4 separate regions of the Mus musculus genome follow, and regions 2, 3 and 4 are each linked to region 1. The links are chromatin loops, found by intact Hi-C in ENCODE. Cell type or tissue: left cerebral cortex. All regions are shown on one strand. Each heading gives the region's core, and the rest is flanking DNA. Links, peaks and the distances in the headings are about the cores only.

What was found. A loop is a pair of places that touch in the nucleus more often than their neighbours do. Peaks named below come from ENCODE experiments on the same cell type or tissue, not always from the same donor. Only the 100,000 strongest peaks of a DNase experiment are listed, where the experiment ranks them.
Region 2: a loop joins it to region 1, with 4 times the contacts of the local background. A loop is called at or near these places in 2 of 42 quality-filtered maps.
Region 3: a loop joins it to region 1, with 4 times the contacts of the local background. A loop is called at or near these places in 20 of 42 quality-filtered maps.
Region 4: a loop joins it to region 1, with 4 times the contacts of the local background. A loop is called at or near these places in 16 of 42 quality-filtered maps.

Annotation. Positions count from the first base shown.
Region 1 is chr7:73,651,446-73,658,855 of GRCm38, reverse strand. No RefSeq gene overlaps it. Among named protein-coding and RNA genes, the nearest start is that of Gm26176, 9.1 kb to the right of the region's middle. In left cerebral cortex, for the core only: CTCF peaks have their summits at 2,889 (motif pointing left) and 4,473 (motif pointing left); DNase peaks (open chromatin) are centred at 2,884 and 4,473; H3K4me3 peaks cover 196 bases.
Region 2 is chr7:73,951,119-73,958,528 of GRCm38, reverse strand. The region is part of intron 5 of St8sia2 (ST8 alpha-N-acetyl-neuraminide alpha-2,8-sialyltransferase 2); the gene reads left to right. Among named protein-coding and RNA genes, the nearest start is that of St8sia2, 59 kb to the left of the region's middle. In left cerebral cortex, for the core only: no CTCF peak of the experiment used is centred there; a DNase peak (open chromatin) is centred at 3,891.
Region 3 is chr7:73,735,703-73,743,112 of GRCm38, reverse strand. Fam174b (family with sequence similarity 174, member B) reads right to left here and starts at 2,806. Exons shown (of 3, transcript NM_001162532.1): 1 at 2,285-2,806. The coding sequence starts at 2,610. In left cerebral cortex, for the core only: no CTCF peak of the experiment used is centred there; DNase peaks (open chromatin) are centred at 2,755, 3,222, 3,700, 3,846 and 4 more places; H3K4me3 peaks cover 2,827 bases; H3K27ac peaks cover 2,732 bases.
Region 4 is chr7:74,003,308-74,010,717 of GRCm38, reverse strand. The region is part of intron 1 of St8sia2 (ST8 alpha-N-acetyl-neuraminide alpha-2,8-sialyltransferase 2); the gene reads left to right. Among named protein-coding and RNA genes, the nearest start is that of St8sia2, 6.7 kb to the left of the region's middle. In left cerebral cortex, for the core only: no CTCF peak of the experiment used is centred there; DNase peaks (open chromatin) are centred at 2,639, 3,425 and 3,713.

The DNA.
Region 1 (7,410 bases), core at 1,553-6,552:
TCCAAACTCAGGCCCTCATTCTTGTGCAATAGACACTTTGTTGACTGAGACATCTTCCCTAGCTTGTACCTTACATTTTTGAGAAAAGGTTTTTCACTGGTCTGGAACTTGACAAGTAAGCGTGACTTGCTGGCCAGTGAACCCCAAAGGTCCACCCACTCCTCTCTGCCTCTTCAGCACTGAGATTACAAGCACATGTGATGAACATGCCACCATACTGAGCTTTTTCATGTGGGTCAGGGGGACCAAACACGAGTGTTCCTGCTAGCAAGGCAAGTAACCCATTGACTGAGCCCTCTTCCCAGTACTTTCAAGGCAAGTACTTCATGGGCTGAGTCCTCTATGCAGTACTAGCAGTTCTCTTTGACTGAATTAAATCACCGTCGTTCATTCCCTTCATCTCTCCTCGATGAGACGTTAAAGAGTATTATTTGGATGCGTGGTGAGCAATGTTAAGGAAGTATCCTTCACACCAGAGTCCATGAATGATGCCTCTGGGGCTGTGCTGTGGAGACAGCACTTTCTGGTCCTTCCTAATCCACAGTTTTAGCTCTGACCCCCATTTCTGCCTGGAATACAGCCAGCCTGGTCTGGAGGGAGAGCCACTTATCTACAGGCTCTCACCTTACCTCTCTTTTTCCAGTTGAAAAGCCAGACGCCAAGGTGTTGGCCACCCTGTTTCAAACCCTTCAGCAGATCCCCTGTTGATTTCAAAGTAAAACCCAAACTCTCTGACAAAGCTTATAAGATATGTAGGACCAATGCAACCTCATTCATGCTTCACTTGAATTTCAACTAAATACTTCTAGGACTAACCTAGGAATTCTTATGCTAGGTTATATATAACATTGGGAGAGTCTCAGCATCGTCCACAGCATTGGCCCACCCCTGCCCCTTGTTTCCTAATTCATCTAGACAATTCTTACTCATCCCTCAGGACCTAACTCCTGTATCACCTCCTCCAGGCCAACCTTACCTAGGTCCTCCCTCTCCCAGCTTGAGCTGTTTCACGTCTGGGCTCAGATCAGCAAACAGCCAGCCTGGTCTGCCGGTCTCGGTCAGTGATTGAATTTGCTGCGTGCCTGTAGGCGCATGTGGCCCCTTCCCCTCAGTCTCCCTGCAATTGATCTGAAGCATAAGACTCAGAAGCAAAGTGGTCCTTCAGTCTCTCTGAACAAGTGAGTCACTCTTCCCCCAGGAAGAGCTTCCCAGCATTCCCTCCCCGGGCAGCTCAAGGTGCCACATGATCCCTGGCCTCTCTGCTCTCCTCCTTCCCAGCATTCCCTCCCTCCTTTCCACTCCCAGTGAGCTGAGCTTTCCCAGCCGGAGCCTCCAGCGAGCAGGGATGTTTTTGCTGCTCATTACTACCCAGTGGAGATACCATCTCTTCCTTTAGGAGCTGTTCCTGCTCGGTAAACGGAAACCTGGTCACGAGCCAAGCCCAATCATCCTGAAAGGTAGCAGGCCCTTTGGAAGGAAAAGGTCTGGGTTCCAGCCTTGGCCTCTCTCTCCTCCCAAGCTTCCTGGCTCCTCCGTGACCTTGTTTCAGTCTATTGATGATGATGATGATGATGACAATGATGACGATGATGATGATGACGATGACGATGATGACGATGATAAAGTTGAGTGAGGCGGTTCAAGGCGGTAATCACTCCACTTTAGAAGGAAAGATTGGAGGATCGGGAGTTTAAGGTCAGCCAGGATCACATGAGACTCTGTTTCTCCCACCCTAAAACAAAGCTGCTTTCTCCACTCAAACTGTAAAGGGCAAGACTCACAATGGAGGCTGGGATATCTCATTTCCTCCACAGATCCTCCAGTGTTGACAGGAGGGCCAGGGTTTCAAGATCAGCTTGACCTTTACAGTCAGTGTGAGGCCAGCCTGGGATACAGGAGACTATCTGCAAAAATAATAGCTCGATACTATATGATGGAATGGACGTGTAGTTCAGTGGTTGGACACTTTAACACCAGACACCATCCTTCACAATGGAAAATAAAACCAAAACAAAAAGCATCTTCAAGATGGTGGACTTCGTGCCACCAACTTTCTTTCTTATTCTTTGGTTGGTTGGTTGGTTGGTTTTGTTTTTTAAGATAGGCACGCATGGACCTAGTCTGGCCTCACACTTGAAATGTAGTCCATGATGACCTGTTGCGCCCACCTCGGCCATCAAGGAAGACACAACACGGCCGGATTCTTCTCAACAGCCCTTATTGCAGGAACATCTCGATGCTGCTACGGGGACCCCGGGCAAGCAGGGAGGTCTGCTTATATACACCCCAGCACAGGGAAAGGCTTCGTGTCCTCCTGGGATAGGTTGAACCGCTGTCACCTAATTAGCATGTACCCGCTCGGGAGGGGTTGGCAGGGCTTACACCTGCGCTGATGTTGTTTATGACAATGGCACACCGGAAACCGGCGCCATCTTAGAGTTGGCTTCCTACAATGACCTTCAACTCAGGATCTCCCTATCTCAACCAGCAAGTGCACACTGATGGGTGTGCAGCCCGTGCCCAGCATAGGTGCTATTCTGAGGATGGCAAAGTCTGTGGGAAGCTTATTCCAAGTCTTGTGATACAGTGAGCCTGGGAGAATGGGCAATGATGGCTTTTACACACACACACACACACACACACACACACACACATATACACACACACCAGGATGCTAAGATGGTCCTGGGCAATGATGGCTTTTATACACACACACACAGAGAGAGAGAGAGAGAGAGAGAGAGAGAGAGAGAGAGAGAGAGAGAGAGAGAGAGAGAGAGAGACATACCAGGATGCTAAGATGCTCCTGGGCCACTTGTTTTCAGGGACTTTCTCAGCTCAGGACCCCATCCATCTCCACATCGGCTCTCTGGCGCCATCTTCTGTCAGTTTCCGAAACCCCAAAGATAGGGCTGTTTCTGTCTAATCACATTGTTTTTAAATAACAACCAAAAAAAGTTACATTGTTGAACATATTTCACCCTCTAAACTGAGTGTGTAATCTGGGCACTTGGAAGACTAAGCCAGGATGCTGAGGAGGCTAAACACCTCCTAATCCGATCTCAAAAAAGAGTGTGAACCTAAACAGAAAGAGAACTCTTAAAAGGTGTGATAGGATGCTCAAGTGTAGCTCCCCACAAGCGACGTCTTCTGCGGAAACAGGAAGACTCGGTTCTATTTAAGTGGCAGGCCGTGGAGAGTTTGACCATGCTCCAGTGGTCAAATGACTCAAATTGGACATGGGTCCAATTTTTATCTTATTTTGGGGGTTGGGGGAGGCCACAATGGTGCAGGGAAGGACATGGAAATTCTGAGGAATGAATTTGATCAGGGTGCATAATGTAAAATTCCCAAAGAAGCCATAGAAATTGGAAAAAAAAATAAGGCTAGAGGCAGATGGATTTCTCCAGCCCCGATGTATCTGGATTTGAATAAAAACACCCAAAAGTTGAAACTTTTCTGATTCTTGTGGGATTGCAAACAAAATCTTCCTCTGCTCCACAAAGAAATAAAGAAATGGAAGGTGCTTCTGGAACACTCCACGGGAAAAAGGGAAAAGGCCACTTTCAGAGTTATAATCCCACCACAGTTTGTACTGTCTTTGAAATGGTAAGAGCTTTAAAGTGTCCCTGTGGCCTCAAGAGACCCAGTGCTGAGGGGAGCTGGGAAAGACTGGGACATGGGCTGGGTTCCCAAACCAATTTCCCTCTGCACAGCTTCACACAGAGCCCACAGGATTCAAACAAAACACACACATGGGACCCTGGAACAGAGAAAGAAGGAAGACCGTCCTTCCACATCTGGAGCCAAGCATAAGCCGAAAGATTAATTTATGCAGGCAGATCCTTCTGTCGTGGAGAGAAAGCTGAAGAGGAAAAGCAACGCTTCCCCAGAGAGAAAGAAAGTAGATGGACGTTGTAGAGAGACATAATTTTTTTCTCTGTCACTTTTTCCAAAAACTCATGGAGCTTGTCTTGAGGCTGAAGCACTGGGAGTCTATAGTCTGCCCTTTGCTGTGTCTGTAACTCGTCATGGCCTCAGCTGCTACGATCCTCACTGGGACTAACACTGCACTCATCACTGGTCTCAAGAGTGGTCTCATCACTGGTCTTGATACGCCACATCAAGTATCCTTAGGACAGAGGCTGGCCCAATCAGGTGGTCGGCACGCTGGCACCTTCTGGTGATGCTGTGAGAATGTGAGTCCTGACATTGCTGGCAAAAATCTGCATCCTCTCCGGAGCTCACAGACAGCAGCTGGCATCCCTGGACCGCACACCAGCACTATACACCAAGTTAATCCGTTTAACTGACCAAGCAGCCAAAAATAGCCACGATTCAGAGGGGTTGGATATCAAGTTTGTCAGAATAGAGAATTGCTACTAAAAGGAAAAAAAAAATCTCACAGTTTAACAAGTGACAACAGGGTTGCCTTTCCGCAGCCTTGTCCAGTAAGTGGGGAGGACTCCCTCTAGTGGTCAGTTATATAGAGAGCCAAGTTCTCTCCACACTGCAACTCTGTTACCTTCTCCAACTGTGTCAGCCCCATCACCCTCCCCTTCCAGGGACAGGTTTAGATAAAGTGAGAAAGCCCACAGCTCATTCTCGCCTCAGCCTTAAGGGACCAGTCGAATTTCTGCTCAGAGCCCAACAATTAACATCCACACGCAAGGAATTGGGACATAACCCCTTGGTGTTCCCAAGAAAAAGAGAGGAGCAGGAACAAATGGCAGTGAGAAACACCAGTTCCTACCGCATGGAACTTGACTCAGGTTGTACAGCATTCAAGAAGACAAGTGAAAAGCCAGGCTGTTGGGAGATGGTGGAACAAGATGGGGACATGTAAAGAAGACAGGTCAGGAGCACATGTCATTAAAGGAGATATGGGGACCCAAGCCATCCTGTGTCTTTGCTTCCTGACTGTCATGAGGTGAGCACACACCTCCATTGTATGCTCTTACCATGATATACTCCGCTGCCCAGGGCCCAAAGCAACTGGGTCAAGCAACTGTCGACTGAAACCAGAAACCAAACCAAAACTGACCTTTTATCCTCTGAAGTTATTTACCTAGAGGATTTTTGTCACAGCAACAGAAAGCTGACTAACACACTGGGCCTAGCTTAGCTAGATCCTGCCTCAGGCTCTCTCAGAAGGCTAGAATTAAGGTGTCAGCCAGGGTCAGGACCTGAACTGAAAAACCAGCGGCTTCCGAGCTCACCCTCGGGGTGTTCACTAGAGCCCACCCTCAGCCTCTTGCCATGGTGTTACGAAGAAAATCCCAAGTTTGGTTGTTTAACTATGATGAAGAACATGGGCATAGGACCATCGGGTTTTGTTGCCTTTGTTTGTAGTACTGGGAATCAAACTCAGGACCTTAAATTCGTCAGGAAGGTGCTTTACTGCCGAGCTGCAGCCTTCCTACACATAGGCCAAGCTATTCTCCCAGCCGTGCCTTAGCCTCCTGCATGCTGGGATTGCAAGCAGGCATTACCACTCCCAGCTTCCTCTGCCGCTTACTAATTTGACTAGTACGGGTTTATTTTGGCTTATAGTTTAAAAGGATATAACCATCACTAAAGGAAAGGGATGGTGGCTGGTGGCCCCATAGTGGTGAGAGCACATGGCAGGACTTGATCACATCCCAGCGGACCAGGAAGCAGAAATGGGACAGGAAGTAGAACAGCCATGAACGTAAAGACCTACTCTCCATCAAAGCATTTCCTCCAGCGAGGCTCCACCTCCTAGAGATTCCTTGCAAAACAGCGTCCCCATACTTCCAACACTGTTTCAGAGCCCAGTGTTCCTTCTGAGACTCTCTTAACTATGGGGAAGAGAGAGGGAAGCTAAACAATTGGCTCAGTGGTTAAGAGCATTGACTGCTTTTGCAGAAGACCTAGGGTTCAATTCCCAGCCCTGACATGATTGATGGCTCACAACTGAACTGTAACTCCAGTTCAGGGAACCTGATGCCTGCTGACTTCCTTAAGCTCCTGCATACATGGGTTCATGCATACATTCAAGCACACACATATCTAGTTTTAAAAAAAAAGGAGGGGCTGGTGAGATGGCTCAGTGGGTAAAGCACCCGACTACTCTTCCGAAGGTCCGAAGTTCAAATCCCAGCAACCACATGGTGGCTCACAACCATCTGTAATGATGAGATCTGACTCCCTCTTCTGGGGTGACTGAAGACAGCTACAATGTACTTACATATAATAAAAATAAATTTAAAATCTAAAAAAAAAAAGGAAAGAAAAGAAAATTATATTTTAAATAAATTAAATTCTTCCCCTATAAAACAGCACAGAACGGACATTCCCATTCCAAGTGGGAGGACTAGGAAGGTAGCAAAAGATCAGACCAAAAGAACTGAAACCCAGCAGGGAGAACATTGCCACCAGGGGCTCTTGGTGCCACTATCTTGTAACCTTAATTTTTTCAAACCATAAATTAATGATGGTTCTTTTTTTTAATTTATTTTTTAACTAGGTATTTTCTTCATTTACATTTCAAATGCTATCCCAAAAGTCCCCCAGACCACCAACCCCCGCATTCCCCTACCCACCCACTTCCACTTCTTAGCCCTGGCATTCCCTCGTACTGAGGCATATAAAGTTTGCAAGACCGAGGGGCCTCTCTTTCCACTGATGGCCAACTGGGCCATCTTCTGATACATAGGCAGCTAGAGACATGAGCTCGGGAGGTACTGGTTAGTTCATATTGTTGTTCCACCTATAGGGTTGCAGACCCCTCTAGCTCCTTGGGTACTTTCTCTAGCTCCTCCATTGGGGGCCCTGTGTTCCAACCAATAGCTAACTGTGAGCATCCACTTCTGTGTTTGCCAGGCCCCAGCATAGCCTCATAAGAGACAGTTATATCAGGGCCCTTTCAGCAAAATCTTGCTGGTGTATGCAATGGTGTCAGTGTTTGGAGGTTGATTATGGGGTGGATCCCTGGATATGGCAGTCTCTAGATGGTCCATCCTTTCGTCTCAGCTCCAAACTTTGTCTCTATAACTCCTTCCATGGGTGTTTTGTTCCCAATTCTAAGAAGGGGCAAAATGTCCACACTTTGGTCTTCATTCTTCTTGAGTTTCATGTGTTTTGCAAATTGTATCTTGTATCTTGGGTATTCTTTAATGATGGTTCTTATAAATGCTTTAACCTCCCTTCTAGCCCACCACCCACCAGAGGTAGTGGAAAATAAAGGATACAGGGGAAGTGGACCTGTTTAGAAATCCTATCTGAATTGTCAGGAAATCAGCAGTTCAGTTAATAGGCCAGCAGCTCGGTCTGTTCAAAAACACTTCATAGATAATGTCAGCAGTCCAGTTCGGTAATGTTGGGAGAGCAGCAGTGGCACAGTCTAGCAGGAACAGCCAGGTCTCAGCCAAATCAGCACGAGTCAGC
Region 2 (7,410 bases), core at 1,331-6,330, 300 kb before region 1:
AGTGAAATCGTGGAAGAAATGTCAAGGGGGTAGTAGAGAAGAAGGTGAGGGACCAACTATGCATAAAGGATGCTCTTTCTGGAAGTGACAAAGAAAACCCATAGAATAGGCAGAAATATTTACAAGTAGTATGTCTGGTGAGGAACCAACATCCAGGATCTATTCAGAACTCGTACAGCTTAACAGCAGAAGCACAAGCAACCCAATTCAAAAACGGGAGAAGCATTCAAATAGACATTTCTCCAAAGAAGATATGCAAATGGATAATTAGAATATGACCAGTCATTCGGCATCACCAACAACTGCAGAAAGCACAAAACCACAGTGGGGCATCATGTCACACCTAGGAGCATAACTGTCATCAAGTAAATTAAGAAAATGGCCAGAAAACAACGTGTATCTGTAAGGACTTGGAGGATCTGGAACTCTGGTGTGCTGCTGGCAAGGATCTTAAATAAGAGTCTACTGTTGAGGTATGCTAGTATCTTTGCTAGTGAATGCTCAGGAAAATCCAGTGATGCCATACAAGGTGACTCAGCCATTAAGCAGCACAACCAAGAGTAGAACCATGTCACCTGACTCCCAGGGTAGCAGGTGCAGTGGGAACTTGTGCCTCTTCATTTCCAGATCTGCAGGGGACAGGGGAAGAGTTCAGTGGACTTGGGAATATCACCCTGGTATAGAGACTCTGATATATATACACACACACACAACAGTTATTCAGGGTCTGGGGCAGCTTTCTCTATAGGCAGGACAAGTTGAATTGTCAGAACACTTCAGAGTCTCAATACCTTTTAGCACCTAGAGGGACATTATCTTCTTAAAACCTTCTCATCAATGGACCAGATGGGTTTGTCTTCCCTGATTTGCTTGGCTGTTTCTTTGCATGCGAGATACTCTTCTGAAGAAAAGCAGACATGCTCCGATGTCAACTCTTCAATCGCACATTCTGAATGCTGTGTGGAGGAACTGAAAAGGAAAATAGGAAAATAGATGCAGGCACATGATATCTTAGTTATCGCTGATGGGCCAGACACCATGCTGAGCCTTCTCCCATGTTATGGTAAGGCTAGACTTAGTCTTGTTATCCCCCCTTTAAAGATAGAAAAAGTGAACCTCATAGAGCAGCTCATTTACCAGGCCCCCTGGGAGGGACAAACCCAGGACTCTTCCAGTGCTCTTCATCAGCTTCTTTTTATGTCTAGTGCACATGGCCAGGAACTAGTGAAGTGACTCTAGTAGAATAATATCAAGAAGAGAAAAGCCAGGGTGGGCTTGAGCTTGTAATAATAGTAAGAAAAACAATAACAGCACCAAAAAGCTATATTATCTTGCAAGCAAAATCCAAAGAAACAGAGGTAGATTGTACTGAGGCTACAAAAGACAGGGGCAGGCTGGGAGTGCAGCTCTTTTGCTTTGCACATGGGAAACTCTGGGCTCCATCCCCAGCACTGCCCAAAGTATAAAAGCAAAATACAGAAGTAAAACAAACTCTTCAGCTTCCGTTTTCTGTGCAAAGAGGGTGAGGGTGGATCTATGGCCTGGAGGAAGGGAGATGATCCCTGATATCTTACCTACAGGTCCATTTGCTGCCCTAAGCTAACGGCCTTCAGCATGGACCCCAGGTGAACAGCATCAGCATCACCAGGGGACTTGTTAGACTTGTACATCTTCAGACCATCCAGGTGTACGGAATTGCAAGCCCTAGGAAAGCATCCAACAATCTGTCTTTTAACCAGTCTTCCACCTGAATCTTGTAATGGCATAAACTTGAAAACTATTGCTATCACTAAATCAAGACCAGTTAACATCCAGGAGAGATTAGCAGCTAGGTACTCTGAGCAGCTAGCCATGTTCTCTTCTAAATTGAGCTGCATTGGAAGGATATTGAGGCAGTCATCTTGGCTCTGATTAAAACACACACACACACACACACATGCACACGCACACATACACGAAAACTATGGACACCAGTAAGCCTGAGTTTGGGGAAGTTTCTCATCCAAGATTTCATAAGCAGAGGGTTGGAAGAAACATGGTAAGTAGGTGTGCTCACCCAACAGTAACAGGGAGTGCTGTCCTGGGATTCCTGGGTGAAGGGAAGAGCAGACAGTACACTGGGATCTGTGTAGTCCCTTTATTTACACAGGGAGTAAGTCAGCCACAGTGACCAGGTACTTTATGGCAACTTAAAGAGCTGTGGCCTGATTGACAATCAGGACAATAAGGGAGGAAAATGCTAGCTTTCTTCTTGGAACAGCCTTTTAGATAGAATACTAGTCCAGTTCTCCTTTTTTCTCTTAAAGAAACTAAGACTGGAAGGTGTTAAGTAAATTGTCCTGGTAAGAAGGGGAAGCTAGGATCAGACTCTGCCTATGTGAAATTGAGAGGTCTCTACACATCCTCCTGCCACTCCCCATATCTATGACAGATGGACAAACCACTCTAACAACCACAGACCAGCCAATGATGCTAAATTCATTGTGTTCATGTTGACCTTATTTAATCTTCTGTGGCCCTGGCTCAGACCCTGGCTCTGTTTCTGCCGATGACTGAAATAGGTCACTGTTGGTTCAGTTAACAAATTCACAAAGTGCAATGATTCTAATAGAAATCTCAACATTCAGAGTCTCAGTTAATCTAAGGGAAGAAACTGAAAATTCTGACAAAACCAAAATTCTGCCACTGGGCACGGAAAACAGTGGTGGCTTGAAACTGTGAATGGACAGATGGCTACCACAAAGGTTTCCACAATCTGGCGGCACAACTGAGGATCTTTTAGCACTTTTCAGAGGTAGGGAGGTCAGAGATCACTTCCTTACTCTGCTTGGCCAGGTCCCACTTGAAGACTCACATGTGCTTGGGGGGTGCCAGATTGGAAAAGGACCACGGTGGCAGAAAAACATGAGGAGTTGAAACGTTTGGGAAGAGAAGGCTCTGGGGAGCATTGGACCATCCTCCTTCAGTCAGAGGCACTCATCAGACACTTAAAAGCTCCCAGGGTACTTTAGGCTGATGAAATAGAGCCCTTGAGGGACTGCTAGATTGGGCCTGTGAGGCTGTAGGTGAGCGGAGGAAAGGAGTGGGGAGGGCAAGCCATCTGGCCAGTGGTGAGAACATCCCATCTCCTGAGAGCCTCCGCAGCCAGGTGGCTCCTTTAGGAAGTGATAAACCTTCAGCACCTTTAGAAATGTCTGGGTTAAGTGAGTCCCTTCCTGGGGCTGTGAAGAGGGGGATTCATGTTGCTCACACAGAGTTGGTACATTGTTCACTGAGGGCAGCCTAAGCAAAGGACTGACTGATAAGCTTACACTGTAGCAACGGGTCCCCTCATAACTCTACAGGATGGGCACCCCATAATTAGGATGCAGCAGCAACGCCTCCCCCCCACCCCCTGAGGGGCTATGAGACACCTATCTTAGTCTCTCTTCTTTGTAGGTAGCTGTTTTCACACTCACATGGCACAAACATTTCCATTTACAAGGACATAAGACACCTCGGATTAAAGCCCATCCTAATGTCTAATTTTAATCTGGATGCTCCTGAGATCTTACCACCAAATAACGTCACACACCAAGGTACTGAGGATTAGATAGGACAGACTTCAACCAATGAATTTGAGGAACACAAATCCATAACAGTTATACTCTACTCCAGAGTTGTTGGATTCAATGAATCAGTGCACTTAGCAGCTCCAGCCCATCTGAGATTGTGACCCGGGCATTGCAAAAAGCACAATGCAAAGCCAGTGGCTGGCAGAACCTAGCCTCAAATGCCAACAAGGTCCCAGCAGGAGCAGCACTCCCAAGAGCTTTGCCAGCCTGTGGAGTGGCCCAGTGCCCTGGCTGGCTTTTAGCCAGGGAGGAGAGTAGGAAGCGGATGGACAGCAAGGCAGTTAAGTGTGGCACAGAAAGTGGGAAACTAGTCAGCAGCTGGTCGTGAATGGTTCTAATTCAATTACAACAACTGGGAAGGCAGTGACTCACGGAAAGGACCACCCCTTGAGCAGGGGAGCAGCCCACGGGCCCTGAGCAGACACTGTGAATTGGTGCCAAATGAAGTCCCAGGAATGTTGAGGCTTGTCTTGGAATGGCACTTATTCAGGTTCCCTTCTGCCAGGGCTTAGAAGGAAAGATCAGTGGTGGGGTCCTGACATCCATCACTGTGAGCAGAAACCTGAAGGCCAAAGAGCAAGCTGGGCGAGAGGATGGACGGTGCAGAGGACAAAGGGACAGCCCAGCATCAGCAGGGGAGCTCTCTCCAAGCGTGCCACCCCAGTCCATTCACAGGAATCCCTAGCCATACCCTTCTCTTTTGCTGCTCCAGTGGGCAGATAGCCAAGGAACTACAGTTGCCTTTCTTGATATAGGTTCTATAGAAAAGAGAGATTGTCTGGTTTGGAGAGATGATCAGAAGTTAAGAACACTGGCTGTAATCTCAGTACTCGAGAGGCAGAGGCAGGTGAATTGCTGAGTTCGACGCCATCCTGGTCTACAGAGTGAGTTCCAAGACGGCCAGGGCTACACAGAGAAACCCTGTCTTGGAGGGGGAAAAAAAGGCCAAGAGAGGAGAAAATATGTTTCTGTGACTTTTAAGGAGTATACGGTTGCAACAAGATACGGTTCAAATGCAGGGTTAAGGTGCCTCGTAAGCTTTATAGACTGTACTGTCTTGATAACCTCCTCCACCTGCTCACCCTGGGGAGGAAAAGGAGAGTCCAGAATTGTTAGTGGTTGTGAAGCCTTCCCTCTAAATGAAATGAGCTTGAAAAGATCCAGCCCATCCCAGCATCCCCTCCCTTTGGCTGAATTATATGTGTTCTGGCTGCTCTTCCAGAGGTCCTGAGTTTAATTTCCAACAACCACATGGTGGCTCACAACTATCTACAATGAGATCTGATATCCTTTCTGGCATGCAGGTGCACATGCAGATAGAGTATTCATGTACATAAAGTATATAAATAAGTAAAAACATAAAATGAAAAGATTGCCTATAGTATTGGGACGCATTCAAATACTAGCATTTGTTTATTTGTGTACATGTATATGCATGTGTGTGTGTGTGTGTGTGTAAAGGAAGTGAAGGCCCTCATTTCTCATCCTCCTCCAGGAGTCAAGCAGTGAAGCTGGCTCTCAGTGACTATGTCGCTTTTTACACAGAGGGAATTTGTGTGCACTCACACCTTTCTAAACTGAAAGCTGTCCAATCTGGATGCCTGCCACCTCATGGTCCCTCAAAGCTGCCTGGCCATACGTGGTACACCTGGCTCATCACCTGTGTAGACAACAGAGGCATTGTTCCCAGTCTTTGCTGCAGTAATGGATGAATCCATCCATCACTTCTGATAACTTTTGCAAAACATCTTTATCCGTGGGCTTGCTCTTTAAAAGTGTCTTTGCTAAAAAGGGAGATGGATAAATGCCTTGTTGGTCTTTATGGCTATTGCCAAACTGCCCTGCTTAGAGACAAGTACCAATTTACTTTCACCTACAATTATTGAAAATACTTGCTTTCCCAAAACCTTTCCAAAATGTACTATCAATATTTGTCATCTTCACCAATCTAGTGAAAACTGGCATCTGATTATTGTTATTTGAAACTGAAATCCTTTGATTATGAACAAGGTTGAATATAATCTGTTTGTTTATATGTGGCATCAATTTAAACTCTAGAATCTGGCCACAAGGTGTAAACTGCCAACAAATGATCTTTCTGGAGTCCTCCTGGCCCTTTAGAGTCTCAGGTAATTCTTAAGCATGAAAAAATAGTCTCTCTACACCCAAAGCACCCACTCTGTATCAGGAAGGGCCCTTCAAATAACCCGTATGATGGGGTGTTTTTACTCCTTTGTTGAATCAATATGCTGTCTAGACTGGTGTTAACCTAGCACATGCAAAGTCTTGCTTGTTGCCTGGATGGGTAGAATAAGCTAAGTGAGCCCTGAAAGTGCCCCCACAGTGACCCATGAGCTCTGCTTGCCAGTTATCATTGAAGACTTGTGAAGTATGCTCTTCATGCACATATTATGCTAGGATCTAGGACTACAGAGAAAAAGGAAGTTGTCTCAGTTAGGGTTTTACTGCTGTGAACAGATGCCATGACCAATTCAAGTCTTATAACGGACAACATTTAATTGGGGCTGGCTTACAGGTTCAGAGGTTCAGTCCATTATCATCAAGGTGGGGGCATGGTAGCATCCAGGCAGGCATGGTACAGGAAAAGCTGAGAGTTCTACATCTTCATCTGAAGGCTGCTAGCAGAATACTGGTTTCCAGGCAGCTAGGACTAGGTTATTAAAGCCCACTCCCACAGTGACACACCTACTCCAACAAGGCCACACCTCCAAATAGTGCCAATCATATACAAACCATCACAGAAGTCAATTAACTTCCTTATAGAATTTAGAAGTTCAGGGAGGAAATGGCAGGCAAACAGATAATCAAAGTGTAACGTGGAAGGTGCTGTGATAAGAGATCAGCACACAGGACCAAAGCTGTCCATGAAGGACCTGAACGTTTCAGCAGGAAGAGATATGGCAACTAGAAACATTCTAAAGTAGCTGACCAAAAACATATAGGAAAAACTTTGGAAAAAATCAAGATGCTTTGGTGGCAGTTGGGTGGTACAACACAGTGATGAGCAAGATTTGCAGCCCCAGATTGCAGATATGTCCAGCCTGACAGGGGCCATTGATTGCATCCTATGTACTCACAGGATCATTGAAAATTTTGGTGACTTGGTCATGTTTGAAGTATACTTGAGCGAGATAGAATATTGGTGTAGATAAACTTAGGAACCAGAACCCTCCTTATTTCCATGGCTGCACTGTGTGTGTGTGTGTGTGTGTGTGTGTGTGTGTGTGTGTGTACTTGTGTGTGCATGCATGTGTGTGTTTAAGTAAGTATGCATCCATATGTGTGCATGTGAAGGCCAGAAGTAAACCTTAGGTGCCAACCAAGGTGTTTTTTGTTTTTTTTTTGTTTGTTTGTTTGGTTGGTTGGATTTTTTTTTTTGAGACAGAGTCTCTTGGTGCAGGACAGGATGTAAGGCTCAAAGATTAGGCTACCCTCCCCCAGCTTTTGAAGAGATTAAGCTCCAGTCCTCGTGTTTGCAAGACAAGCACTTTATGAACTCTTGACAACAGCTCCAAATTCTAAAGTAAAGCCAGAAATTAAATGTCATGCAAAACGGACAAATCCACCCTGAGATTAGCCAGGGCATAGAAGAGACTTCAGTGTACAGCCAAGGAAAGAACAGCAATGGACTGTAGGACCTTTAGATCCATATTGCAGGAGACAACAAAGCAGTAGCCCCGCCAGAGAATATCCTCCATGCTATACTGCTAACCTTGTACAAAGCATCATCAAATGCCATTCCCATCTCCCTGTGGATATTCCTTCCCTACAAGGA
Region 3 (7,410 bases), core at 1,060-6,059, 85 kb before region 1:
CCAGTGACCAGTATGTAAGCAGTTTTGCTCCACCCAACCCCCTGGCCATGATGTCCTGCCTGGCCACAGGTCCACAGCACTGGGGCCCAGAAACCTACGAAACCATGAGTTCAGATCAACCTTTCCCACTTAGTTCCTGTTTTTATTGGGGCTTTTGTTACAGCAGCATAAAAAGCCAACATGGTATCAGTCCCTCTGCCTTTCTGAGTTTGTGGTGTAGTTCACACAACACCAGAGCCTTCATAAAGATATAAAATCCTAGAGCTAAACATGGTGGCCCATGCCCATAATGTCAGCACTTGGAATGCTGAAACAGGAGGATTGCTTGCTCTTTAGACCAGCCTTATGGCTCAATAAAAGAAACAGAGACCTGAAGACACGGTTAAACCTGTCAGGCACTTGTGCCTTTTTGCATGCTTCTCTGTGTGTGTGTGTGTGTGTGTGTGTGTGTGTGTGTGTGTGTGTGTCAGAGAGAGACAGAGACAGACAGAGTCAGAGAGAGACAGAGACAGAGAGAGTCAGAGAGAGACAGAGACAGAGAGAGTCAGAGAGAGAGCATAGTTATTTATTCCTTTTCAGTCAGTGATTTGAATTGGGAATCCATAGCAAACTTGTGTCAAAATAGAATTGAATCATTATTAGTCTCAGATTGGAACTGGAATTGTGGCATCTGCAGTCCTGATTTTAATATATTTAACCCAATACATCAAAATTCAGAAAAAAATAATAAAGTTACTTCAAAGATTTAGCCAAAAGGAAAAAGAAAAAGAGTCAAATATCCCTTAATAGATTCCATGTGAAGCTCATGGTTACAGTGCCTCCCAGTTCAGAACGTTATGTTTCCAGTTCTCCATGTGGTTAATGGCTAGCAGACTGGAGAACACAGGAGAAACTGAGGCCTCGTAAGATTGGTGCAGCCCATCACCTTCCTCGTCTCACCTGGTGCTGGGAGGGAAGCCTGTACCAGGGAAAGGAAGGCAAGGAGGAAATGGCGTTAGGATCTCTGGGTGATGGATGACTAGGACTCGGAGCCTACAAGCTAAGATGGAAAGCAAGCAGGTACAAAGGACCCCTGGCCAGCAGCCCAGACATGCTGGGGCTAGTTAATCAAGTCCACGGGGGGAGCATGACCAGGGACAACAGCCACAGAACAGACCACCAGGCAGCAGAGTCGAGGTGCACCACCCCACCTTTAGCCACACAGAATCCAACAATACTTACTTGTTCAACATGGACAAAGGAACACTAGGGGAATAGTCCCTGCTGTAAAGTGCTCCACATCCTATCTAAATCAGAATCTAGATTGGCAGCTGTCTACCTAAGAAACTCAACTAACAAGCTTGTCTTCCAGGAAGAGGGTACAGATCATGCCCAGAAGCAGTTTATCTCATTAAGTGGTCTCCTTCCTTCCTTCCACACCCAAGCCAAGGACTCTCCCTTCCGGGCCTGAGTGCCACATCTCCTACTTTGTCCCCTCACATCTGGCCACATGTGCTTTGTCTTCTCCCCCACTCTTGGGTAATAAGGAGCAGACTGGCAAAATACTTCAAATGCCTTCTTTTAAAAGTACACAGCTGTGTGGGCTGGGACTATTTTGAGCTAAATGCTGCAAACCTCCAAGCTCAGAGCCGTTCTGGGCGTTCGCTGACTCCAAGTGAACAATGAGGGCCGTCACCAAAGCTATCATGGGTCACCAAACCTCCTGAAACCTGTAACCAACATCAGGTGTGTGAAGCAAGTGTCCCCAGGTTCCTCTGGCATCCCTCGCTCCCTGCTTCTGCTTTCTGTAGGTGAAAGAGGGCGAAGAGCTGGTAAAACAGAGGAGAGCTGCCAAAGGGGGAAAGGGGCAAAGTTCTTGATAGGAGAACCCTAGTCCAAATTGTCCCTCAAGCGCTGAGTACCTGTGTAAGCCAACTCTCTTTGAATGTTTCCTTGTCTGTGAGGTGGGCATAAAAATACATTCCACGGAAGGTGGTCGGAACTCAAAGTTGGTGTTAAACGTGAACAGAGGAAAGCAATAGAATCTAGGACTTGGAACACACCAAACAGCCTTAAAGGGGGAAACGGTTCCTGAGATGTGCCCTGGAAGAACCAAATGCACGCGCCCGCCCTCCGGATCCCACCCAGGCAGAGAGCAGAAAAGTGCGCGCCTGGCGAGAGCGCGCCGAGAGCGAGCACCTGTGCGCGCAGGTGGGGAGGACGCGCGGTGGCATCAGCGGCAGCAGCAGCATGGTGACGCCGCCCATGGAGCCAGCAGGGCAAGGAGTTGGGCGACGCGACCCACCTGAAGACGCGCAGCAGCAGACAGGCGATGAGCAGCGCGCTGAAGGCACATGCCACGATCACCGTCGCCTTCAGGGTAGGCAGGTCACGAAGCAGACTGGAGATGCGGGTCACCACCGCGTCGACGCTGCTGTTGGAGCTTCCCCCGCCCGCCATGCCGGATCCCAGCTGGGTAGCATTCCCGGGACCGGGCGGAGGCTGGTGTTCTGCTTCGGGCTGGGAGGCCGAAGCGGACTCGGCTCTGCGAGCGAGGGCGGCGGGCGCGGCCAGGAGCGCGAGCAGCAGCAGCAGCAGCGGTGGCGGCGGTTGGGGTGGCAGGGCGCTCATGGTGCACTATGCGCACGCACGGTGCGGAGGTCTGCGTCCCGGAGGCTTGCACCCCGGAGGCCTGAGCCCCAGAGGCTGGCACCCGGGAGGCCTGCGCCGGGGTCTCCGGCTGCCGAGGCGGCTGCGCGATGCTCGGCAGGAAGCTGCAGAGCCCGGAAGAACCCGCGCCGCCGCTGCAGCCACCAACACGTTGCACAGAGTCATTCGACGGGCTTCGGCCCCGCGTGGGCGGGGCAGACCTCGGCTGGGTCCCCGCTGCGCTCCGCCCCTGGGTAGCCCAACCCGATCAGGACCTAAGACCCCATGGAGGAATCCTAACTGCTTGGCTCACTCTGCTCCGGGCAGGCAGAATGATGAACTGTTCACGCGATTTATTTCTTTCAGTATGGCAGCCCTCTCTGGAAACAGGTATTCTTTTGCCCTGGTTTGTTGATTTAGCACGCAGGGAGTCAGCTCACAGCAACCCAGATTTCCCACCTAGAGTTTGCAAGCCCTTTGCACTTCAGCTGGTGAACCTTTGGAAGTAATCTCTCCTTCTCCAGACCAGACTTAAATTTCAAACTCCAAGGAGTAATTTATTGTGGTTCTGTCTCTGGTATATAAACTAAGTAATGTTGGGGTGGGGAAAGACTATTCTCTTGGGAGTCCAGGAATTGATACAGTGCTGAGTGGGTTCCTGGAGCAACCGTTACAGAACCTTGGATGATCTGGAAGGTGCTCCCCAATGATCAGTAAATATCTAAACATACAGAACAAGGACCAAGAGACTTTGATCAGCTCATTTCTGGTCCTGCTAGAGAAACAGACAAATATAACGATGCATTCATTGTCTATAGTTACATAACCAAGCTTCCATAACAAATTATCCCAAAACCTAGTAGGTCACCACAATCCCCATTATCTGGGTTGTCCTGTTTTAAGGTATCTTGTTAAGTTTAAGATCAAACTAATACCCCCTCCCCCAGATCTCCTCAAAAGGTTCACATGGGAGCTGATCTGTCCCCGAGCTCAACTGGCTTTCCCTGACTGATTCAGCGCTTCACAAACTGCTAGCCCCGAACCTCCATTCCCCATCTCTGTCTGTCAGAAGCTGCCCTAAGTTCTAACGGTGAGAATTTCCAACAGAGCGTTTTGCATCTTCAACGTGTTCAAGCCCAGTTAGCAATAAATTCAGGGAGCCGGACAGAAGACAGTTCTGTAAAACTTAATTACAGATGTGACACCCCCACACTTTCTCCTGAATCGGTTCATTAGATGCATACCACCACTCTTTGTTCACAATTCAGGAAAGAAGGCGTCACAATGACGTAAATAACAGGAAGCGGGAGCATCAGGGCCACCTAACAGCTGTCTGCCATATACACTGGGGGTGGGGGTGGGGTGAGCAATATTGAGATTCCCAGAAGTCATTGCCCACCAAGCACTTTGTGTATCAAGTGTTTTCAAGCATGCTACAGGGATGAGAGAGAAAGATCATCTGCTAGACAGAGCACATCGTTAATCCCAGCATTGAGGAGGCAGAGGTAGACAGATGTCTATGAGTCTGATGCCATCCTGGTCTACATAGTGAGTTCCCAGATAGCCAGAACTGCATGGTAAGATCCAGACCCAAAAGAAGAAAAAGGAAAAGAAAAATCCTATGGTTAAAGTATTCCAGCTCTGAACTACATTGATGGAGAAGTCTTGTTTTCGTATCAGAATATACACAGAAAATTCCCTAAAGATCTAGGTGTGACGTCCATAATTCCCCAAGCTTCAGATGTCACAGCCTTGAAATTTGTTAGTTAGAGGAAAGTTCTGTATAGTAGAGGGAAAGTGTTCCCAACTTAAAGCCTCTCAACCAGGATGGAAGTTGACGGTTGAGTGACCTTGGCCAGCAAGGGTTTAACTGGGGAATACCAGGTTTTTAATATCTAAAGAGAAGGAAGCAATTGCAAGCATGATAAGGCCACTGAGAACATCTGTAAAACGGGGGCTAGAGAAATGAAGCTGCAGAGGACCTTGGTCCAGTTCCCAGAACCCACATCAGGTGGCTCAAAACTAACTCTAGTTTCAGGTGATCCAGCGCCCTCCTATAGCCTCCCTAGGCACTGCACACAGGTAGTGCATGCAGACAGAGAAACAGGCACACAAACATACAAATAAATAAAAATAATATTGGCATTCTCTCTTTTTGCCACAATTTATGAGCTGTAGATGTGATTATTTGACATCAGCGTAAAGAACACGGAGATTATAGAAAGTATAAATGTCAAACTATTTTAGTAAAGTGAAACCTTTAGGTCTATCATTCTTCCTAATTAACTAAGGCTTATGTACAGATTGCCCCATATTAGAGTCCCTAAAGCATTTGGCCCAAAATGGCAACAACGGCAAACTTTAGCTTTAATAACAAGGGTTGGGGGGCTGGAGAGATGGCTCAGCGGTTAAGAGCACTGACTGCTCTTTTAGAGGTCCTGAGTTCAATTCCCAGCAACCACATGGTGGCTCACAACCATCTGTAATGGGATCTGATGCCAGATTCTGCTGTGTCTGAAGTCAGCTACAGTGTACTCATATACAATAAATTAAAGTAAATAAATAAATAAATACTTTTTTTTAATATAAGGGTTATTGGACACAAGTTAGGCTGCACCCAGGACTGATATCCACTAGAAGCTTGGTCTGTGGACCACTGGGGTCCCTGACACCCTTTCAGGGAATCTTCAGAGTAAGAAATAATTCTGGAATGATGCTGAAGTGGGATTTTCTTTTTTTATTGAGTTGACAGTTGGGCCAGTATCAACAAAGGTGACATCAAGACTCAAGGCAAGGCCTGCTGTCACCAGGTATCATCTCCAAAGCCATGCTTTGCACAGACGCTGACACAGGGCCAACCTCACTTCAGAATCCCCTTGGCTCTGGAGAGCAGGGCATGTTATCCTTGTACGTGATTAGACGGAAGAATTAGTAAATCAAGTCTCTTTCACACCGAGAACTGGAACTCGAGGAAAAGCAAGTGTGCAGTTCTCGGAGCTGCAAACCGAATGGCTTTTTTTTCTTTTCTTCTCTTTTCTTTTTGGAACAGCATTTGTCGTCAAAGAGTGACTGACAGACTTCAGAGCAGGTCTTTGGCAGGCAGTGTCTCAAAAAAAAAAAAAAGAACAGACTGAGCCCGCTTTCAAGGATGCCAGCTGACAGTATTGTGTCCAATGATAAAAATCCAAGACTTCAAGTGGAGCACTAGAAATGTTTAAAACTTGTCAGTTAGGATGCTTTAGGTTGTGAGTTTAACAGTTGCACAGTGCCTTGAAACTTTTCTGGGTAGTGTGAAAGTTTTTAAAAGGAATAAATCCCCTGCTTCTTCTTTCCCTTCCTCCCTCCCCTCTCCCCCCCCCTCCTTCTGGGACAAATCTCTGTGTAACACAGACTAGCTCTAAACTTCTAATTTTCCCACCTCTTTCTCCTATAGGGTTAGAACTGCAGTTGTCTATCACCGGGCCTGAATTATATTTTTTATATTTTCCAGTTTTTAGATTTATTTATGTTATTTTTTGGTGTTTGGGTGTTTGAGTTGCATGTATGTGCATGTACCACGTACATGCTTGGTGCCTGCAGAGGGCAGAAGACAGTGTTGGACAACCCGGAACTGGAGTAAACCACCATGAGGATCCTGGGAAATGAGCTCAGACCTGCTGCAAGAACAGCAAATGCTCTCTACTGCTGAGCTATCGCTCCAGCTCCTTTGTTATATAGTTTATAGTTTATACCTCTATCATGCAGGAATTTCTCCTTAGTACCAAATTACAATCCAGAGTCTATGCCTTAGAGGCTGTGGAATCATGGAGGTTTTATAATGGGATATGGCAAAATTTGGAAGTTCTGCTTAAATTAACACACTAGGTTTTTTTTTCTAAGTGAAAGATGCACATTGTTAGGAATTATTTGTGAGTGAAGGTCCATTCAGAGTGCAAACCAAGCCAGTGGGTGCATACGTGCTCAGCAAGGATGCTAGAGAAGTACTCTGTCACTCATCAGCCCCAGCCCCCACCAGTGGGGTCATGGTCATCATGGTAGGAAGCATGGTGGCAGGTAGTCATGGCACTGGAGCAGAAGCTGAGGGCTTATAACTGACCCACAAGATGGTGAGATAAAGAATGACAGAGACTGGGCCTGGGGAGAGCTTTTGAAATCTCAAAGCCCCAGTGACACACCTCCAACAAGGCCACACCTACTACTCCAGGAAGACCACACCTCCTAATCCTTCCTAAACAGTCCTCCAAACATTCAAATTTGTGAGCCATTCTCATTCAAATCAGTCTCAGATCCTACAGAGAAAGGAGGGACTCCACTCCCCAAAGCTGTTCTCTGACCCCTGTCCGTGTGCAGGGCATGTGCTAATCAATTTTGTAAAGCTTTTTAACAACTTCATTGCATATATATGCCATATTTTCTATACCCGTCCATCAGTTGATATTCAAGCTGGCCTCAATTCCTACTTTGTGAATTGCAGAGCAATGAACATGGATGTTGGAGAGCAACAGAACTAGAGTCTTTGGGTCTGTGCCCACTAGTTACCACTAGTAACTAGTAGTTCTGTTTTTAGATGTGTTGGTGATGGTGGTGGTGGTTTCAGGCTTTGGTTAGTTGTTGTTTGAGAAACCTCCATTCTGATTTCTATAGTGAATACAAGAATGCATGCTCTCCCGCTATGAACAAGAGTTCCTGTCCTCAGCATTCTTTGTTGCCACCTGCTCCTTTGATGTTACCATTCTCACTGGCTTGAGATGGACTCAGAGTAGTTTAAAATTGAGTCTCCCT
Region 4 (7,410 bases), core at 1,319-6,318, 350 kb before region 1:
CTCTCTCTCTCTCTCTCTCTCTCTCTCTCCCTCTGTGTGTGTGTGTGTGTGTGTGTGTGTGTGTGTGTGCACACACACACACACACACACACACAGCCTACAGATCTATTCTTCCAAAGCTTTCAATACTTTCTTAGAAAATGAGATTTTTGGGCCTGTGGGAGGCAGAGGCAGACGGATTTCTGAGTTCGAGGCCAGCCTGGTCTACAGAGTAAGTTCCAGGACAGCCAGGGTGAGATTTTTAGATTGGTGGCCTCAGTCGTCCTGACCTGCCCCAAGCATTAAATATCCTGTGGCCAAGGGTAGAGTTTCTGAGAGACATCTCCTTTTCTGAGTGGTTGTCTTCAGAGTTTCATTCTTGACATTCTTTTTTTGTTTTTGTTTTTGTTTTTGTTTTTTGAGACAGTATAGCCCTGGCTGCATTCTTGACACTCTTACCATTCATGTGGAATTGCATGAGAAGTGTAAAAAGACAGACTCTCTGCAAGGTGCCTGGCCCATTGAGTTCCCCCAGGAACCCAGGATCACAGTTGAGTTCTGAGTCAGATTGAATGGGGCTTTGGTGAAAGAAATGCATTACCTACCCCGTGCACGGTCCCGGGTTTTGCAGTCAGTTGGCTCATGTTGTATCAGGCATGTTCATCCTTTAGATAATGTGACACGATGTTATCATTTACAAAGTTCACAGTATGTAGTCTTAGTACAAAAAAAAAAGCAAAGAAAACCGTATAGTGTTTTAAATACATTTGCAATTTTATGTTCGACTACTTTCATAGCTCTTTTGGTGTGTATGGGGCCTGCAGGCTGCAGCTTTGCTATACCTGCTAGGTAAACTGAGTTACTCTGCTTCTCTCCTGGGGTTTAGGCTTGAGTGTAACCCTTATGAAGGAGTAGGATTCACGGTTCTCATGTGTGCTACATTGCCCTCACAATTGGCCTACAGAAGTCATTCAAGAGGCACAAATTTTCCCAGTCTAGCACAGGTTAGGCACACAGCATCCTTGGGTAAGGTGCCTCAAAGGGCTCCTCCTCTGAAAACAGCCCCCTCTGTTATCAGTTGTGCTTGGTTTAATGTAATATCAAATATTTAAGTCATATTCTGGTTGCTTCCATGCAAGGCAGGCTTATGCCAGTTGTCATCTAATACCCCAGACACCAGATGAGCCATTATAATTAAGAGAGTTACCCAACTCTGTCTGAAGACAGATGAGTAGTTGGTGATCCTAACAATGCCTGTTGTGGCACTAAGTGGGGACGGTAATGATGACTCGCATGAACTGCAAGCTTTCTGAAGTTAGCCAAGACATTAACAGATTCTATCCTTGTGGTAGCCCAAGGGCAAGCAACCAGTGGCACCAAGAACTACTGTTCATTGAGCTCTGTGTACCTGGCCCATGCTGACTATCTCGAAGCACCTGTTCACTGACTCATCACCCTCCCCGTCTTCAATGGGTACAGCTGCTACCCCTAGTTTATCAGTCATGAAACCAAAGCTGTGACTTAATTTGCTAGTAATGAAGTACAAGGTCTCCATAGGCCAAAGGTCAGGCAGGCTGTGAACTAAATCTTCTGGAGGCTATGGCCCTGTCATTCTCCTGCAAACTAGATTCCTATGGCAACGGAGCCAGACGTCTCTAATTACACCCAGGTACCCAGAGCAGGGGAGATTGTGAAGATGTTTAACAACCGATCCATCTCTGGCATGGGTGCCTTAGAATGAATATCAGACTGGTCAGAATTGATACCATCTAGTAGGTTATACCAGGGTCCTATCACCCTATTAAATGTCAAATTCTGTCTGGGAAAGTGGCAGAGGAGAAGGGGATAGCTCTGCCCATCACTGTGACCAGATGCATGAGCAGCCAGTGACTCCTGCCACCCAGGGAAGGCCAGGTGAAATATACTTTTGAGAGGAGCCTTGAGTGAATGCTAGATAGAGATCACGGCCCTGGGCAGTTACACCTTGTACTCTGTGAGAAAAGTCTGTGTTTATTCAAGGTGGTCCTTTTGTTGGGGGAGGGGTTTGGTTGTTTTGGTTTTTTTTTTTTTTTCCCCTTCCATTCCAGTATAGTTTACCCAAGCGTAAACACAATTAAAAGATAAAATAGAAGAGAAAGACAGTCTGGTTTTAACTCCCTTGCTCCTAGTCCTTGATGCCAACTGTTCCAGTGTCAAATTTAAATTGTAAATAGATATCCATCTTGGAAACCAATTCAGTGAGTGCAGCCTCTTTCCCCTTGTAGTACAGAGTTGCTAGGCTTCAAAAATTGTTTGGATTTTACAGACTGGGAATGGTGAAAATGAAAATTATAAATACTTGCCCCAAAGTGGGACTCTAGACAGACACTGACTTCTTTAAGCAGAGAATGAACATCCATGGCTATAACCTAGCTATGGCCTCTTGGGTTAATCTTCCTGTGGCTTCTACCTGTTCCATCAATATGACTCACAGCTTTCTAGATTATTCTATAATGGCCCATCTCTATGCCTTTGCACTTGTCAATCCTCCTATCTGGGACTCCTGATATACATAGACCTTTCTGTTCTTCTTGCTCCCTTCCCAGGCCCCTGTCTTCTCACTACTCCACCACCACCTACCTCCCTTGCATCACCTTCCCAGCCGCCCCACCCACTCTCCCTCTTTCTTAGCTGTTCATCCAGTGTACAGCTTGAGTATCGCATCATGTCAGCATCTTATGGAGACAGAACTCACGATTATGTTTTATTTCTTCTCTGTCCCCAGCTCCTTGTGAGAAATACATGGTCCAGAAGTGCTCAGCCTTTTGACATTGCAAAATGAAGTAGCCACCTACAAGCTCACCCTCAAGAACCCCTTAATCAAGTTACCAAAACAAATCTTTTTTTTTTTAAGTCACAATGTTTCAAGTTAGTGTGCTAGTTTATAGTGAACTGCATTCATAGCTACCCTGGGAAGCATATGGCCCAGGGCCCCAGGATGGAAATGCCTGGTAGATAATGAAGCCCATAAAGGTTTTTGTTTTGTTTGGGGATTTTTTTTTTTTTATTGAATGAACAAACTCAGGTTTAGGAACTAGCAACTGGATCCTAGTCTCTATGTCTCAAAAGATCCCCACTGTTCAGCTGACAGTTAAACACCTCCACTCGGTGAGAAAGCTGTCCCGTGCAGCATGAATGGAAGGACACTGAAAGGGACATCTTTAAGACATGGCCCACATAGGAACACAAGGTCCCACCCCTGTATCCTATCTCCAAATGTTCTTTAGGGGACATTTTCAAATGGGTGTTTTATTTTTAAAACACTGTCAAGCCAGAGGCTCTGATGACCACTCAAGGCTGTGGATGCTGCATGGATCTAGATAGGCTCAAGAGGATCAGATCTCACAGCTGCCTGCAGCAAAACTGAGTTAGACAGGCAGATGGCGGGATAGCAGGAACTCCACAGCCCAGTGAGCTGACGGCTGTCTCCTGCTGGTGGGAGGGGACAAGTCCCTCCCTAAAGGTCTGCCAGAGTGACATCCCCAGTGACTGTCTGCCTGACAGTCTGGGTCTTGCTTGCTATCTCTGTGGTGCTGCTCTCATCCTTAAGTGTTGAGATTAGTCACTCTCCTAGGTGGCAGCTGGACTGGTTTTAAATTCTCCCCAGTTGCCCACAATTCATCACCCAGCCAGGAGACTGCCCAGTGTCCTGATGGGACCTGTTTGTCCCTGAATTTGCTCAGCTTCAGCTGTCACCTACTTCACAGTAGTGTGGGGAGAGTGGCTTCAACCAGGGAGAGCGTGTCTGCACTACACGCGGGCAGCTGTGTTCCTCCTGGCACACGTGCGAGCACTTGGGGGAGCTGATTTGTTTCCCTGGAAAATCCTGCATCATGCCTTGCTTGCTGTGTGAGTAGTAAATCTGCATTGCAAGAGGGAGGCTCGCTGCTCTGTCAAGGGGATTTCCCAGGCGCTTTCTTGCTATTGTCTGAGGAACCCGGGATTCTGCTCTGCTCTCCAGCCCCCCTTCAAGCTTCAAGGATGCAATTCCTGCCCCTTCAGCATCTCAATCCACAGTTTGGAGATCCAGGTGATCCCTCTGACCAGTGGTCCCCAAATGCTGATGTGCAGAAAGGACAAAGGATGCAAAAGGGAAAAACAAAGAAGAAAGGAAAGGCTACAATGTAGCCAGATCATTAGGCAGTTTCCAGTCCCAGCTGTCATTGCCTCTGAGCTACAGTATCCTGAGGTGCTGTTTTCTTTTCCTTTTGGTTACTATGACCATGCTTTTAAAAGTCTTTGTAGTTGGCCCAATAATCCTTTTCTTTGACCAAACAGGTTGAGAACCAATGCCTGCCAACCCCAAGTTTTTTATTTGCTTGCTTTTATTTTGTTGTTGTTTTTTTTTTTTAATGTTACCAGCTTTTAAGATTTTTATATGCTGGGATCCAGGTCCTAAAAGATCCATGCCGGGGACCACACTGGAAGACACATCCTCCCTCCGCACACAGTTCTTTTCTCCAGGAGGAAGGCACCAACAGACAATAACACCATAGTCATTTTATGGGTGTTAGATCTCAAATAACGCCTCTAAGACTCACAAGCAATATGATAAGGTTGATGTCATTATTACCCCTATTGTACAGGTGGGGAAACTGAAGTACAAAGCCATCAAATAATTCATCCAGAGTCACATAGCTAGAGAAGTGCCTACGTGAGTACCTCCGTTCCAGATGACAGGAACTATCCAAAAATGCATGAAGCAGCCTCCAGTAAGGAAACAGGCATGCTGTAATCTCCAAGGGAGAAAGAAGTCCCTGAAACGCCTAGGTCTATGACAGAGGACAGTACAGACTCAGCAAGCCTGGGGAAGGCCTTCAGGGACAGTGTGCTGGAGCCCAAGATGTAGTAGGCCATGACAGCTGGAAAGATCCAAGCAGAATGGGGGGGGGGTCAGCTTTAAAAGGCCACTGCCTTTGCCTCCCCTCCAACAACCTTCTGTCTCGAGCCATCAGAATGGCTCTGGAAAATGGTGCCTGTTAGAGGTCGGGGAAACTGAGTCACTGAGGGAAGAGGGAATGATAGACATGAGAAGAGGAGTTTTCTTCTGAAGAGGAACAGAAGGGCTCATGCTGTCAACTGCCCCTGGTCAGTGAAGCCTAGTAAGGAAAGATGTGCATCTGGGAAAGAATGCACTCAGCAGGGAGATGCCTAATCCCAGGGCCCCACACCTTCTCTAAGAGCTCTAGCCAAGCCTCAATAAGTACTCCAACTGTGGTCTTTGCCCATCTGTGGATAAGCAATAAAGGCTCACAGAGGTCCCAGGACTTTCTGTGACCACACAGCAAGAGGATCTGCCTTTACCTGGCCCCCAGCTCCAGCCCCAGATCCAGCCCCCACCCACTGCTCCTCGCTACCTTTTGCTACTGACGTTTTTATACCCTCTACTCTGGCACTCTACACTCAGTTGCATTTTCTGTGTCACGCTGCAGGTTGGTAAAAGGATACTGGAAACTTCTGAGTCTGTAGGAGGGACTCACTGTTCATCTGTAGTCTCCTTGCACTGGGGTGACATCGCTGAGGTCTGGCATTTCAGCAGATGCAGAGGAAAGGGCAGACATACTGGGACTCTGCCCAGTAAGATCCAAGCGTGTGCTGTTAGTTTTTCTGTATCTCTAGTTTCTAGGCTAAGTGTGTTGGCCTCTCTCAGGGGAGCGATACCTAGGGTAACTCGCACCTTCTTTCATGGTATGTGCCAGGACAGTGTAAATAATAGAGAAGAGGCAAATGGTGTCTGGAGACAGTAAGCTTGACGGGGCAGGTGACTTTGGCTTGCTGTTTCTATAGGTCACAAACTATATTCCTAGAACTTGACTTCAAGTAAACCATGCAAAGTATCCAAATCGAAAAGTGTCCTAATCGAAATGTTTATCTATGAGAATCAAAAAGAAAGGTGAGAGGCACTCCAGGGCTGTCCTGTCTGTGTGTGGACATGCTTACAGAAGGCCTCCCACAAAGACCCTGAATGCCTGTGGAAACAGCCATGACTTTCAGCACTTTCCACAGCCTACCCATGCTGCCTTCTGTGGCTCTGACCCCACAGAGTGAGGACGTAGGGCTTCATACAAATCTCTTCCAGATGCCACTCAGAGCCTTACTTCTGCAGTGTTCTCATGGGGGCAGTGCTCACTGCCCATGATGCAGGAAGTCCGCCTCCACCTCTGTACCAGTCAGGAGCTACCATTGGGCAGTGGGGATGCTTTGCTGCAGCGAAACACTTATTAACTGTGTGTCCTCAAGTCAATGCCCCCACTTTTCTGAACCTCGATCCCCTAAGGCACAGTCTTCTCCTGATTGTGCAAAGTGCAAATGACAGAATATGAAATGCTGTGGCCACTATAGAAAGCAATAGGACTGCCCCCCCCAACCCTAATAGAGATTCCATGCCATCTAATCTAGCAGTCTTACTGGTGGGTATACACTTTAAAAAATGGAGGGGCTGGAGAAATGACTCAGTGTTTAAGAGCACTGGCTGCTCTCCCAGAGGACCAGGGTTCGAGTCCCAGCACCCACATGGCAGCTCACAGCTATCTTCAAGTCCAGGTCTAGAGAATACAACTCCCTCTTTTGGCCTCTATGGGTAAACACACATGTCATACACAGGCATCTATGCAAGCAAAGCATGCATACACATAAAAGAAAAATAAGCAAAATCACCAAAAAGTTTATAAAATTGAAAGCAGAGACTGAAACAGATTGTCGTGCAATAATTCATAGAACCATCATTACAATATCCACTGACAGATAAGTGATGACATATATAAAGAAATACTATTCAGCTTCAACAATGAAGAAACTTCTGACACATGCGCTGTCCGACATAGGTGAACTTTGATGCCATTAAACTCAAAATAACACCGTCACTCACACACACACACACACACACAAAAAAAAAGCAGCCACTGCTTGATTCCTCGAAAAGGAGCCTCCTCAAACCAGCCAGATTCGCAGTAGAATGGTGGTGGCCACCGCCAGTGGGAAGAGAATAAAGAGTTACTATTTAATTAGTATAAATTTTCCCTTTTGCAAGATGAAAAGGGTTCTATAGAGGGATAGTGACGAAGATTGCACAGCAATCAGAAATGTACTTAACGCCACTGAATAGAATAGTTAAACAAGTTTAAAATGGTAGATGTTGCACGTGTTGTACTACAAATTTTGAAAACACACACACACACAAAGGAAAGGCTGCTGGGGGGGGGGTGCTGGGGCACGTTGGTTTATTTTAAGAGCGTGGTGCGGTTTTAACAAAGCAATATCAATGAGATGGTTATTTCGCTTAGAAAATGATATGGCGCCAAGAAGCATGGGAGGGAGGGGGAGCGGCAGAGGCATGGGATTGGAAAATGCACTCCATGGAGTATCATGAGTGTGTCTGGATAGACTTGCTGG